Linked DNA regions of Homo sapiens: region 2 is linked to region 1. A link is a loop called in an ENCODE intact Hi-C map of the cell type or tissue named here. Cell type or tissue: IMR-90. All regions are shown on one strand.

Evidence for each region. A loop is a pair of places that touch in the nucleus more often than their neighbours do. Peaks named below come from ENCODE experiments on the same cell type or tissue, not always from the same donor. Only the 100,000 strongest peaks of a DNase experiment are listed, where the experiment ranks them.
Region 2: a loop joins it to region 1, with 4 times the contacts of the local background. A loop is called at or near these places in 100 of 110 quality-filtered maps.

The regions. Positions count from the first base shown.
Region 1 is chr18:58,120,094-58,125,093 of GRCh38, reverse strand. The region is part of intron 1 of NEDD4L (NEDD4 like E3 ubiquitin protein ligase); the gene reads right to left. Among named protein-coding and RNA genes, the nearest start is that of NEDD4L, 78 kb to the right of the region's middle. In IMR-90, a CTCF peak has its summit at 3,005 (motif pointing right); a DNase peak (open chromatin) is centred at 3,033.
Region 2 is chr18:58,052,309-58,057,308 of GRCh38, reverse strand. The region is part of intron 1 of NEDD4L (NEDD4 like E3 ubiquitin protein ligase); the gene reads right to left. Among named protein-coding and RNA genes, the nearest start is that of NEDD4L, 11 kb to the right of the region's middle. In IMR-90, no CTCF peak of the experiment used is centred here; DNase peaks (open chromatin) are centred at 2,768 and 3,078; H3K4me3 peaks cover 317 bases; H3K27ac peaks cover 306 bases.

The sequences.
Region 1 (5,000 bases):
ACCCCATCTCTCAAAATGTTTTTTAATAAATTAGCTGGTGGCAAGCACCTGTAGTCCCAGCTACTCAAAAGGGTGAGGTGGGAGGACTGCCTGAACCCAGGAGTCTGACGCTGCAGTGAGCTATGATTGGACCACTGCACTCCAGCTTGGGTGACAGTGTAAGACCCTGCCATTCATTCATCCACACATCCATCCATTAATTAATTAATTACATAGGTTTTAATAGCCTTCCTCATGCAGGTTAATACACTCTTCTTCAAATGCTTAGAATGGTGTCAGGCACATAGGAAGCACTCAATAAATGTTAGTGATTATTATTGAATAAAGTATGTGAGGGAAGATGATAAACTTGTTTTTTTACTGAGAAACCAGGTAAGAGCTGGTGCCGTTTAGTGACAGTGGGCAGGATGTGGTGGTGAAGGCAGATCTGGGCAGGAAGAGCAGCGGCTCCATGTGGGCCACGTTAAGGTTGAGAATCATCTTGGTCCTCAAGTGGGAATGCCAGACAGAGAGGTGACTCTCTAAAGATGGAGCACAGAGGTGAGGAGGCTGGGCTGGCAGCCTCAAGGTGAGATTCCACTTACAGAGAGTGTTGGAAGGTTTGGGATGGATGGAGACAGAGCACAGAAGGCACTTGGAGCAGCACTTGGAGGCGGAGAAGCAGAGGAGTAGCCAGAGGGAGACCAAGGAGGAGCCATCGAGGAGGCCGGGGAGGAACAGACAACATGCCACACAGAAATCGGGCTTAGTGGAGTCAATGCTCTCAAAGGCACCGCAGGCGGAGGAAGATGAGGGCAGGCCATGCACGAGTCTGACCAGATGTGGTCCCTCACAGGCTCACCCAGGACAGCACAGCTGGCACTGACATCCGGCCTCCCACCCGGGGAACACCCTCTGGCACTCTCAGAAGGGACAGCTTGTCACCCGGTCATTGGAGAAGGAATGGACACAGTTACTAGACTGGAAGGGGCAATCGGAAGGCAGGCGCTGGAGAGGGCAGGATATAGTCTCTACAGGTCACTTCTTTCTACGGAGTGAGGCACAACAGGGGCAGTGGCCAAGAGGGACGTGGCACTGGTAAGGACATTTTTAAAGAGAAACGTCATAAGGCCTGTTTTTACGCTATTTGGAAGGATGCGGAAGAAAGGAAGAAACGAATAATGCAGGAGGAAAAAGGGTTAACTGCAGGAGTGACATCCTTGGGAAGCAGGAAGAAGATGCCTTGAGAGTGGCAAGGGGCCTGAGTGAGACAGGAGCTGGGGAAGCCTCCGCGGCAGCAGGTGGAAAGGTGGAGGCGAGACAGGGGGTCTCACTGACTGAACGGCTTCTTTCCTCAATGAGACAAGCAGCAAAGTCATCAGCTAGGAGAATGATGGGAGGTGTGGAGAACTGATGAGCAGAAGGTATGAAAGAGTTTTCTCTGAACCGATGAAACTGCTGCAAAAGTGTAATAAGATTCCTGATACAATGAGTGATGACAGCCGATCTGAAGAGATGCAAGTCCAGTTGGCAGTTTTGGAATAATTGTGAAAGTGGGTTTAACCAGGGTGGGGTGTCCAACCGGGGCGGGGGTCTCCTCAGGGAGTACAAAGCAGTTTGGCTGTTTACAGGAAGGGACCATGAGGTTCAGGCTACAGCAAAGTCCCCTGAGGGCACCGGAAAGGGGGTGAAAAGGTGGTGGGTCCACAGATTGGCAAAGCCCGGGATTTCCAAGACGATTTCAAGTGGGAAGGCTGGGAACGGAAGATCGCAGAGTGGGGTGCCTGAGATCAGGGTTCTAGAGGCTAACCTGGACGAGATCTAAAAAGGGTCACTAAAATGAGGTACAGAAAGGCAGCTGGACCAGAAGAAGTCAAGAATGGACAGGCCAGGTTGCTGGGTGGATACTCTGTGAAGAGACCAGCAGGGTTGGCGGTGTCTTCAAGGGCCAGCCAGGCTTCCATTAGAAAGAGAAGGTGCGGGAACATTCAGAGGTGGTGGAGGATGTAAGGATGCTGCCATGACAGGGAACCCAAAAGGCACAGAGGCAAGAACAGTATAACAGATATAAACAGTCAGTGGGGCCAGGTGCAGTGGCTCACACCTGTAATCCCAGCACTCTGGGGGGCTGAAGTGGGTGGATCACTTGAGGTCAGGAGTTCGAGACTAGCCTGGCCATCATGGTGAAACTCCATCTCTGCTAAAAATACAAAAATGAGCCAGGCGTGGTGGCACACACCTGTAATCCCTACTCAGGGGGCTGAGGCAGGAGAATTGCTTGAACTTGGGAGGCAGACACTGCAGTGAGCCGAGATCATGCCATTGCACTCCAGTCTGGGCAACAGAGCAAGACTCTGTCTCAAAAAAAAAAGAAAAAGAAAAAAGAAAAAAAATCCATCAGTGGGATGGGTGGACACCACTTGACAACTGCTTTGAAAGCAAACAATAAATCAGCCAGGTATAGCAGCCTCATTAACTCAGCAGTATCTAAATACACATCATGTGAAAAGTTACCACAAATTTTAAGTCTCTTAAAAAGGGCAAGTTGGAGGTAGCAAGGCAAACACCACTCCAGGGCTCACTAGACTTTTATATTTTATTTTATTTTATTTTATTTTAGACAGAATTTTGCTCTTGTTGCCCAGGCTGGAGTGCAATGGCGCAATTTCGGCTCACTGGAACCTCCTCCTGGGTTCAAGCTATTCTCCTGCCTCAGCCTCCTGAGTAGCTGGAATTACAGGCGCCCGCCACCACACCCGGCTAATTTTTGTATTTTTAGTAGAGACGGGGTTTCACCGTGTTGGCCAGACTGGTCTCGAACTCCTGACCTCAGGTGATCCACCCGCCTTGGCCTCCCAAAGTGCTGGGATTACAGGCGTGAGCCACAGCACCCGGCCTAGATTGAGTTTTAGACACTTGTCAGCAACTAAACACTGCCAACCCTGCCATCAGGTTGTGGGCACAAAACCATCACTTCCACCCCAGCCCTAGGGCTGAATGGCAGCTGTAAGCCAAAGGGCTACCACTAGAGGGCGACACAGCCCAAAGACTTGAGCAACTCCCAGGCACTGATTTTAATAAAACAAAGCTCTGAGCAGAACGAGTTGAAATTTCTCAAGTTCAAAAACCTAGTTTATTTTTTAAATGAAACAATACTATAAAAACATAGAAAAAACACATATATGGGTGTGCAGAGAAAAAGGTCTCAAAGGCTTCACACCAACCTGGTAACAGGGAAAATAAGACATGGGAAGGGAATGGGGCAAGGCAGAGAAATGGCAGACCTCCACTTTTTAGCCTAAAGGCTATGCTGAGTATTTTTCAAGATTGCATTCATATATTATTGGGATAATTTTAAAATACATTACAAATCAGAAAATATAATAAACATAGAAAACATATAGTTGGCCAGGTGTGGTGGCTCATGCCTGCAATCCCAGCACTTTCGAAAGCCAACACAGGATGATGACTTGAGCCCAGGAGTTTGAGACCAGCCTGGGCAACACAGTGAGACCTCATCTCTACAAAAAAAATTTTTGTTAATTAGCCAGCTGTAGTGGAACTCGCCTGTGGTTCTAACTACTTGGGCAGTTGAAGTGGAAGGAGCGCTTGAGCCTGCAGTGAGCCAGGGCCACACCACTGCTCCAGCCTGGGTGATAGAGAGACCCTGTCAAAAAAAAAAAGAATGAAAGAAAAGAAAGAAAGATTAACAACTGAACAAAACTTGCTACAGACAGAATCTCCAAACCAGCAGCATTCAGAAGGGTTCTAAAATCTATCTCACTGAATTCTGTAGGTAGTTCCTGAGGAAAACCGGGCCCCCAAAGAGTAATTTGCTCCAACAGGGGCCAAAGTTAAAATAACAGCCCACTCTCATCCAAGATCCTAATAACACACGTGAGAATCCTTTCTCTGTTGTGTCCTCTACTAAAATGCTAGCAGTTATGGTTTGGTCATCAATTCTCTATCTTACTAATATCATTCTACACTCTGTTCTCCCCACCAAAAAAAAGAGAAGACACTTTTACTTAGATCACATTGCTGAAATGGCATGTCTTCCTTTGGCTAAATTAAATTTTAACAAATATCTGTTGAAACTTTCATCACTTGATAGAAAAACATCACTTAATTATTATAAATCTAAAAACCTACCTAAGTCCATATCTTCAAATTATCTGCAATGTATAAAAACAGTCCAAGCAGAATATGGTAATAGTCACCTGAGTACATAAAGATACCAGTGGGGATGGGGGAGTGAGGGGGGGATTACATCTGTTGGACTAAAGAAAATTTTCCTGAATTTGAAGGTAGAAAGGGACTTTTTTTCTTTTTTTTGAGATGGAGTCTTGCTCTGTCACCCAGGTTGGAGTGCAGTGGCGTGATCTCGGCTCACCGCAAGCTCCGCCTCCCAGGTTCATGCCATTCTCCTGCCTCAACCTCCCGAGTAGCTGGGACTACAGGCTCCCGCCACCACGCCTGGCTAATTTTTTTGTATTTTTAGTAGAGACGGGGTTTCACTGTGTTAGCCAGGATGGTCTCGATCTCCTGACCTCGTGATCCGCCCGCCTCAGCCTCCCAACGTGCTGGGATTACAGGCGCGAGCCACCACGCCCGGCCGTGGCATTTTTTAAAGGGTGAACATTTGCTGCATACTCATTATGAGCTGGGCATTGTACTGATAGTATTTTATGTTTTGTTACCTCATTCCATCCTCACAAATCCCAGTGAGGTAACTGTAATTAACCTCATCGTAGAGGGAGGGAGAATACAATTGGCCAATGAATAGCAGAACCAGGACTCAAACTTAGGACTGCCTAATCCACACCTGCTCTTGGCTGACATCAGAAGGCCTTGTCTTTACTCCTCCTGGTGTGTTTCATTTCACCCCCTGCCTCTCTCCATCCTTGCTGTCTGGCCTCGACAGGGATTTCTGCCTTTCTATTTGGGCAGTCCAATCTGGCTGACGTCAAGGCAGCCAGAGAGGTTTCATGGGTTCTGAAGAGAGCAAGCAAGAAGGGATC
Region 2 (5,000 bases), 68 kb after region 1:
TTTGAGAGACATAGCCTATTTAGTCATAAATCACCAGATAATTAAAAAAAAAAAAAACCTCCTTTCAGGTGTAATATTACCCAGAAATCCTTGCAATACTTAGCTGCATATTCGGGTCACCTCCCTGGAGAAAGGGAGCATGTGCATTTCACGAAGCCAGGGGCATTTCTGAAGGTGGATGGATTATCCAAGGTGTGGAATGCAGGGTCACCGTGCCTGACTTTACCCCTGGCTCAAAAGGTAAGAAAAAAAGGTAATTCTATCTCCTCCTTGCCACGGTGACTGGTTGCAGGATGAACAGATCTCAGCCTCTGTGGGCCCTGAGACACAACAGAAGATTTAAGGCACAGGAGGCCGTTCTCTTTCCTTTACAAGTACACAGTTATAAACAAACAAACAAAAAAAAAAAAAAAAGAGGGCATAGCTCTGGCTGGGCATGGTGGCTCACACCTGTAATCCCAGCACTTTGGTAGGCCGAGGCAGGTGGATCACTTGAGGTCAGGAGCTCAAGACCAGCCTGGCCAACATGGTGAAACCCCATCTCCATTAAAAATACAAAAATTAGCTGGGTGTGGTGGTACATGCCTGTAGTCCCAGCTACTCGGGAGGATGGGGCAGGAGAATCGCTTAAACCCAGGAGGTGGAGGTTGCAGTGAACCAAGATGGTGTCACTGCACTCTTGCTTGGGCTACAGAGTGAGACTGTCTTGAAAAAAAGTAAAAAAATAAAAAAAGGCATAGCTCTGTCAGTGGCAGCCAGCCTAGGACCAAGAAGCCCTGGAAAGAGCCAGGCTGTAGAAGGGAAAGCAGAAAAAACAATGAACCTGGTTCCTGAAGACATCCCTGAGCTGGCCCATTTCCCTACTGTCTAGGTGAACATTTCCTAATTGAGACATCATAGCTGAACAACATAACTAGTTCCCATGACAACTATCAATTATCTTTCACAATTTATGGGCCACCATAAAACACGAATTGAGACAGACCAACTCAAGCCTCACAATTCTAAGATGCCATCAACTGTCAGCTGTCACTTTTTGGGGGTGAGAGGAGTGGAGGAGGATGGTGTGAGTACAAGAAACCTACCAACACTTTAAACACATATCGACTGCAACATGAATTCAGAATTATTAAAAGGCTGGGGGAAGGGGGACAAGGACAAGTCTCTGATTAAAAGTAACATGGTGTTTGTCAACTCCTCCCTTCTGTTTGGGAAGAGATACACTTTAGGTCACACCCAACAGTGGCTGGATATTACAAGTCAGTTGAAAGAAACACTGAAGAGCTGACCGCTCACAGGTGAGTATAGCTATGCATAGCTATCACTTTGATATCTAAACCTATTCAACACCTTATACGGTCATGAAAAGGTCTCTAACTCAAAACCTAAGAAAACAATAATAAGGAGAAATGGATTTGAGTCTGATCACAGGAGACAATTTCCATAGCACACACAAAAAATTTCAGAGAACCCAAACCACTACTAGCAATGTAAATTACTTTCACGCAACTGGAGTGCACAGAAGGATGGAAATTCAAACTTTAAGTGTCCACAGTGGAGAGAAATGAAACATCTATTTTGCAAACTGCAAGTGGGGAAAAAGAAATACAATTTACCAGTCATTTTTTCCTTAAAATAGTCCTTGCTCTATCTCTCCAACTCCCAACGTAGTGGTGAGCTCCTAATATGAAAATGACCTGGTAATCCTTAGACACAAAACACAAGGCAGACCCTAAATAAGTGTTCCACTGAACAAACACTATATCAGTATTTGTGCTGAACAAGTACTATAACTTTCACTTGAAGCTTGAAGTACATGCCTTTCAGGGATTTTTAAACTCACTTTTAAACTTACTTTTATATTAAGAAAAAAAGGTTTATTGTAGAAATATAGAAAACACATGTAAGCAAAACACAAGACAATAAAAAATTACCTATAATCCCCTTTGCTCAAAGATAACCTCCACTAACATGCTGGAATATATCCCTAGTTAGTTTTTCTTTTTTCTTGTTTTATAGAGACAGAGTCTCACTATGTTGCCCAGGCTGGTCTTGAACTCCTGGGTTCAAGTGATCCTCCCACCTCTATCTCCCAAAGTGGTTCAGATTACAGGCGTGAGCCACTGTGCCTAGCCCCTAGTCATTTTCTCTACATATAAACACTTAACCACAATAGGATTCTACTGGATCCACTGTCTTATAACCTACTTTTTCTATTTAATATTATACTGGTGACATCTTCGTGGTATTAAATATTCTTCAACACTGCCCCACCCCACCCATCACTCCCACAGCTGCAGTATACTCTTCTGTACCTCACTTCTCAAAAGGAGGAAAAGCTCTTACTCCTGGCTTAAAGTGTTCTCTTTAATAATAATACCAATAATATTCACTGAAAATTAAGGTATCAATTCCAAAGGCACGGCACATACCAATTTCTCAAGAATCAGCATAAGCATACTCTAGAATTCAACGTCAACATGGGAAGTTCAGCTCCCTGTAGATGTAGTTCAATCCAAGAGCCACATTCATTTATCTTCTGGTGTTAACAAGTGAGGAGGAAATACAGTCTGAAGCTTAAAAACCAAGTTACTGACAATAATTACGGCTGCATCCAATTGTCACACACAATGCATGAAGCACAAAAGGAATGAGAGCAAGGAGGAGAATACAAAGTGAAATGATTCAGTCTTGCTTTTTCTTTTTCTTTTGAAATGAGGTCTCATTCTGTTGCCCAGACTCGAGTGCGGTGGTGCAATCATTACTCAGCGCATTCCTGAACCCCGGTGCTCAAATTATCTTTCCACCTGGGCCTCTCAAGTAGCTGGGACCACAGGCATGGGGTCTCACCATGTTGTACAGGCTTTGCTTTTCCTTTAAACCTTGCACTCCTTCCTCTACCCAAAACAAACTGGGCAAGATGAAGTCAGCATGATGAGGACACCCAAAGACAACTCACTTAATAACTGAGAAGGAAAAATAGAGACTAGCAAAGAAAGCAGAAGATTCTCCACAAAGTCCCATTCTTCAGGTTCTCAGGGTAGTTAGGAGATTCGTAAGTAAGTTTGTGGAGCCTGTCACGCTGTGGGACACAAACACATTTTTTCCCCATTACTAAATAGTACTGAGTGCTTACTAAGCAAAGTAATTCTCTAAATAGATTAGGGTTACTTGCATTTTCTGAAAAACCAAAGTAACTTCCAGCATTAAGAAAAAAAGAACTTATACATGTAAATAAAACCCATTCAACACGAACATCTTCAATTAAACAAGAAAAATTAATAGAAAGGGTCTTCATCTCCTACATTACCTCTGACCCAAAGTCTGCCCTCACCGGCCTCCTCACATTAGTGACATCCAACACTCACTTGCCAAAACATAAAACTAAAACTTAACATCACATAGGTCAGGTAAAAGAAATGATTGGCTTTGCATTTTCCAACATTCATTCATAACAGATGTTCAAAGGGGACAACTCAGTGCAACCTCCGGTCAGCTAGGGCAGTGTTGGCCATGGTTCCCAAGTGCACTTCTCAGTATTACAACAATCTCAGCATTTACCCACAATGGGAATTCCAGCTTTACAACACACTTTTAAATATACATTATAAGACATGATCCAAAACTGCACCCAAGAGACGAAGAGCTAAACCTTGAGTCAGGTTGGAAACTGGAAATTAATTAGAATGTAAAAATTGTTGGCCGGGCACGGTGGCTCATGCCTGTAATCCCAGCACTTTGGGAGGCCGAGGCAGGTGGATCACAAGGTCAGGAGTTCGAGACCATCCTGCCTAACATGGTGAAACCCCGTCTCTACTAAAAATACAAAAAAATTAGCCGGGCGTGGTGGTGGGCACCTGTAGTCCCAGCTACTTGGGAGGCTGAGGCAGGCGAATGGCGTGAACCCGGGAGGCAGAGCTTGCAGTGAGCCGAGATTGCACCACTGCACTCCAGCCTGGGCGACAGAGTGAGACTCCATCTGGAAAGAAAAAAAAAAAATTGTTAACACAGGCAAGACCAGGAGCTGGAGATGCAAATCAGGCCCTTGTCACTGCACTTCTGGATCCCCTCAAAACAGGGAACACGGTCTCTGCCTGGTAGACAGGAGATGGAAACATGCCGGAGCCACTCAAGCAATCCATCTACATGTCACTTCAGTGTGCCTGGGAAACCATTGGTCCACTGCAGCCCAAACAAACAAAGTGACAGGTGATGGGACATCACCCAAACCAGCAAGAGGACAGTTCCCTTGGTTTGTTCATCCTCTTCATGGGACCACCATCCTTACAAGCCTTTCCAAGTTCCACCTTCACAGAACAGGTTTCACATCACAGCTTTTTTTTGAGACAAAGTCTCACTCTGTCACCCAGGGTGGAGTGCAGAGTTGCAATCTCAGCTCACCACAACCTCCATCTCCCAGGTTCAAGCGATTCTCCTGCTTCAGCCTCCCAAGTAGCTGGGATTACAGGGGCACGCCACGACGCCCAGCTAATTTTTGTATTTTTAGTAGAAACGGGGTTTTGCCATGTTGGTCAGGCTGGTCTTGAACTCCTGGCCTGAAGTGATCTGCCTGCCCTGGCCTCCCAAAGTGCTAGGATTATAGGCATGAGCCACCATGGGTGGCCACATCATAGCTTTTTAAACTTAAAAAAAAAAAAAAAGAAAAACTCACTTTTGAATGGCCCTTTTCTTTTGGTGAATAGGAGGTATAAAAAGAATACAAAATCTCTTGGTAGATGTCTGCCTGCCAAGAAGTCACCAAACACTGAATTTGATGACAGCAAGGGAATCTGAGAGCCTTGACATTTAACTTGGTGCGTTTTGAATCAATGCAGGACTGAAGTCAGGGACAAAAAGTTGACTGGAGTGTCAAATTTAAGCTAGTTACCCCAGATACACTTATATAATAAGGCTTTTCTCACCTAAAGGGATTACAATAATCAGCACTCCAGTTCAAAACAAAATATTACAATCATAGTGAGATTCTATTATTCATGAAA